2 separate regions of the Homo sapiens genome follow, and region 1 is linked to region 2. A link is an interaction called in ENCODE POLR2A ChIA-PET data of the cell type or tissue named here. Cell type or tissue: PC-9. All regions are shown on one strand.

Region 1 (2,500 bases), 86 kb before region 2:
ACCTTAGCTAGTTGAAAGCTGGAATGAACTTCTTAGTAGAAGGATCACAGACTAAGGACATTAACCTCCATGAAGCTGAAGAAACTTTAACCCGAATAAATATCTTAGTTTTACTTATTCCTTTTTGGCAATTTAAAAAGAGCAAATGGTTCTAACAAAAATGCAGCTCTTCTGAAAACCTCTGTTGGTTTAGGAGAGGGGGAGACAGAGGGTTTAGACTAAGTCACCAGACCCAAACCTGAATCTAAAGGGGTTTGTGCACTGCTTTAAGGAGGAAACGGTATTTTACTATTGCACGTGGCAATATTTAGTATAATATTTCACTCTTCTCTTAGATGGCTGCCAAGAGTAACAATTAAAGTTTGCTTTTTCACAGATGAATTATTCTGAATGGGCTGGGCTCCCAGTGGGATTGTTTTGTAATTTTGTTGATGGCGAGTCCCGTATTTCATCTAAACAGGATCATAATAAGATGACTTAAGAAAAAAAAAAAGTTATTCTCTACTCTAAACGTTACCATCCCCTCCCTAGAGTCCCACAGATAAATGTGATTAAGGCAGAGGCTAGCAGGAGAAGCAACATGCTTTGGGGAAGTGGAGAATGCAGGGTACTAGGACTGCAGAAAGATGCTATGACTTTTTATGAAATAACATCTGAAAGAACAATAAAGAGCTAATGGTTAGAAAAGGTTCCTACAACAAGAGCTCAACAAGGGCTTGTATTTAAATGAGGTCAGCCGGCTTTTGCAGGTCTTGCTTAGCAGGAATCCATAGTCACGTATTTCTCCTTAGACTGGGAAAACGGAAGTTGCCTGCCTACAGAAGTGTGTGGTCCTGGGTGCCCTTCTTTGTCCCACCCAACTCAGCCCTAACACTGAGTAAAATATATGTATGAAATGAATCTGAAAACTCCTGTTCTTCCTTGGGCTTACTTTTGTTTTCCCAGTGTTGAGTAATTTATTAATAACTTGTTGGAAAAGTAGTTTAAAAAAAAATAGGAGAACAATTTCACAAATTGCTCAATAGGTACCTGCCAGTAATAGGGACATCAGCGTCACCCATCAGAATTTCTTTCTCATCACGTAAAGCAGAAGCCACTTAGAGTAGCAAACAACTCAGTTTTGGAGTTCAGACATCACTAGACTTGATAGTCTTTGTTATCACTGATAACTTCAGTAAAGCCAACACCCCAATGAATAGTCTCTACCAAAACCCTACCAAATCCATTTTATCCAACCTCCTTACATTTCTTCAGACATACCCCCATGTCCTACATCCTAGGCAGACAGCAGGGCTGGATGATGTGTGAGCTAGACTTGTGTGCAGCCCTCCTGAAGGCAGACTTGATCCATTCTTACCCACATGTGTTATGGACTGGAACAGGGAAGGGTTTCTCGTCCTGAAGCAGCTACTGGCTTGGACAGATTCTCATTCAGGCCAGGAAGTTGGCCTTGAACAACTAAAGAATGTGGCTTTCTGATGACTCATCTCTGTTTCTCTGAGAGTGGGGTTACCCTGGAGGTGCTCACTGATGAGCTAGGGACAGAGAACTTTCTTCTCCTTTTTCTGTGCCCTCCTTATAAAAGCACTCTGTAAATGACCCTGTAATGAGATGACCTCACAGAGAGGGAAGACACATGTAAACATTCTTATGTTAATGGCACCTTAATTTTCAACAATTTTAATCAAACTAAGATTATTCTATCCTGCTGTTTCTTAAATAATAATAACAATCTCATAGTATAATTAAAATATCTTTTCTGGTAGATTAGTTTTTCACAATAAACATAATCTGATGAATACATACCTATGGAAACTGACTAAACATTGTTTGGCCTTGTTCATCTTGTGAATAATCCTAGCTAAGTTTCAGACAACAGCTTTTGACTTTAAACCTCCTCCAGAGATAGTTTTTTTAATTAAATGGTATAAATATCATGTACCTATCAGAGAATCTACTTTAGATTGCCCATGAGAATAGGGAATTATTTGCCTTAGACCAGATGAACAGATGTGATATTCTGCTACCAGAGAACTGAAATCCAAATTCCAGTATTTTGCTTCTGACCAATATTTGCAATGCCAGAAGGTGACTTTGGCATTCAGCTGTTTGGGGTTTTGTTAGTATTATTTCTTTCCTCCCCTTGATCCCTTCCCTTTCTGCTTAGGAAAAGTCTTTTCTGTTTTGTTTTGTTTTCTATTCTTTTTAATTCTCCCTTGTGTTCCCTAAAGCATATGAATTAGCCATAAAAGTGAAGGCTTTTGCCATTCCAGCTGGTTTTCCTTCCTGGAATTTAATGGATGTTATCTCTTCATTTATTTATTTACCAATATTTCCTGAGCACTTTCAGCATGCCAACCCAACACATGTTGAAGTGAGCGCAGAAAGTGGGAGGGGAAGAAACGTCAGGGACACCATGGCGTTGACTAATCTGACCTGCCCTGGTGTAACTTACATACAGAAACAGAAATTTACACTCCATCTCTTTTTTTCTTTAGTC
Region 2 (2,500 bases):
AAACAGAATATGCAGGAAGGACAAGGGCAAGTTGTCCTTGAGAGAATGGGATAGAGAAGAGATTTCCTCCAGACACCTCCAGGGTAGGGATGTAGAACCCTCTTTCTAGCTGCCTAATGTTCATTCTGTCTTTAGTGCATCCTTGAGGAAAGGAAGAAGACAGAGTTTTCCATCTGCCAGATGTCTCCCTTATCCCAAGTTTTATTCATATATCAATTTATTTCCATTATCACAGGAGGTCTCCCAAGCCTCACTTCAACAGACTGGCTTCCCAAGATGGTGGATTGGTTGATACCCTTTGGACCCATCCCCAAAGACAGGCAATACTGATTTTGTTTTTTGGCTAAAATGAAGTATTGGCCTGCTAAGACACAAACTCTTTGTGTAGATATTTTTTTAAAAAAATATTGTAAAATATTCATAATATATATTTACCATTTTAACTATTTTTAGTGTGTAGTTCTGTGGCATTAAATACATTCACACTGCTCTGCAACCATTACCACCATCCATCTCCAGACCTTCATCATCTTCTTCCACTGAAACTCTGTACCCATTAAATAACCCTTTCCCCCTACCCTTAGGCCCTGGAAACTACAATTCTACTTTGTCTCTATCACTTTTACTACTCCAGTTACCTCATATAAGTAAAATAATACAATATTCGTGCTTTTGTGACTGGCTTATTTCATTTAGCATAGTGTCTTCAAGGTTCATCCATGTTGTAGAGTTTGTCGGAATTTCCTTTCTTTTTAAGGCTGAATGATTGTGTTGACTTAAAGATGTTGCAGTCTCAGTTGATGGCCTCATAGTTTGAGCCTTGCTATAAAACTTTATGCTTAACAAAGCTTTGAAAAACAACTGATTTCATTAGTACATAAGTAGCTGAAAGTGTTGCTGAGTATTTATTATAGCTGGCGAAAAAAACATATAGATGTTTTTAATAAAAATTATCTTCACAGAATGGTATCTTAAGTTGGAAACTACATGTTGGCATCCTTGCAAAGAGATAATATTATTTGATTAACACTTGTGATAGTAGAATCACTCATACTCTATGATTTCTGGCATCTGAGTGACGAGGCACATAAATAGGCCTCACAGGGAAGTCTACAGATAATTTCATACCCCAAGGTTACTCACTGAAATAACTAGATCAAAAACCAAGCAACTGAATTCTCATCAAATTCCTCCCATCCTCTCTTACCAATCATCTTGCTAAAAAGTTTTTAAACTCACATCATAAAATATCATATTTATGTATCGATTAATTTATTCAGTGTACATATTTATTTGCTAGAATTCTACAATAAATTTAGCTGTAACCAATAAGGAAATATGAGGTATAAAAGAAAGCGTAGCATTTGTTCAGGAGAAATGAGGCTCTTCTGGCCATGTAAACCTAAAAAAGGATTATACTTCAATCTTATGTTGTAACTTTGGATGCTATGATACATGTTCAGTTATTCTGGAAGACTTTATAATGTTTGCTTAGAATCTGGACTTGTTGATAGTATTCTACAGTGTTATCAAGAGATGGAATAAGCACAGTAAGCCACTTGTAACTTTTTAAAATTTATAAGTATTAATTTTTAAGCTGTGTCTTCAACTTTTGAGGTAGCATTCCTCTCCAAGTGACTACACTTCCTCAGTGTCTTTGAACCATTATAGCATAGGATGAGAAAGAAACTAAAGGGGGAATGGAACATTTTTTGATCACAGGAGAAAGATGATCTGGAAATCATAACAATGGATGAAGATGCCAGAAAGAAGAGCTTGTAGGATGAGGTGGAAAACAAAATACTGGCTCCTGAAGGCTCTGTTAAAAGTTGACTTTTTGTAAGAATTTTGTATATCATGCCTGTCATAAACATTCAGCTTCATTGTGCAATGAAGACAGATGACAAGAATTTGCTGCTCCAAAAACAACAAAAAAGAGCAACTTCTCTGTGTCCTTGGAATCTGGTTTCTTCAGTTCCAAACATGCAGTGAAAACTTGTGCCTGTAAGAGCTGGGGGCAGTTGCTTATGTAACTAATTAAACATCTACGTAAATATGAGAATGGGAGAAGCCTTCTCTATTCTCATCAGCTGTTCTAACGTGAAGAGGCATGCAGACTTGAGAGACAGGCACAGTTTAGTTGTCTTACACTGACGCTCTTACATAAGCTTCAAGGTCATGAAGTTTTCACCATTTTGTTTCCAAATAGTAGGAGGAAAAAACAAGTTTTACAAGTCCCTTATCAGGGAGGGAAAGGGCTTGGGAAGGTTTAAGTTAGCAGAAAACTTTTGTAGATCAGACAAGGATTGGAGATGTGAGGAAGAGATTAAACACAGAGGAACTGGTGGAGAAATATTCTGAGGAAAGAAGATTATAACAGTAGATGGGGAATTGACAATAGCCAGGAAGAGTGGCAGACCTTTCTTTTGGAGACAGAAGATAAGTAAAAAGCCAAAGAGAAGACAGAGATGACTTTTGACATTGAGAAAAAAAAAAGCCA

Evidence for each region. ChIA-PET counts read pairs that join two places held together with the same protein. Peaks named below come from ENCODE experiments on the same cell type or tissue, not always from the same donor. Only the 100,000 strongest peaks of a DNase experiment are listed, where the experiment ranks them.
Region 1: POLR2A ChIA-PET joins it to region 2 with 5 read pairs; 2 of 35 experiments call an interaction of 5 or more read pairs at or near these places.

What each region holds. Positions count from the first base shown.
Region 1 is chr9:76,135,746-76,138,245 of GRCh38, forward strand. All of the region lies in intron 10 of PCSK5 (proprotein convertase subtilisin/kexin type 5), which reads left to right. Among named protein-coding and RNA genes, the nearest start is that of PCSK5, 250 kb to the left of the region's middle. In PC-9, no CTCF peak of the experiment used is centred here; a DNase peak (open chromatin) is centred at 1,456.
Region 2 is chr9:76,221,934-76,224,433 of GRCh38, forward strand. All of the region lies in intron 20 of PCSK5 (proprotein convertase subtilisin/kexin type 5), which reads left to right. Among named protein-coding and RNA genes, the nearest start is that of RFK, 170 kb to the right of the region's middle. In PC-9, no CTCF peak of the experiment used is centred here; no DNase peak of the experiment used is centred here.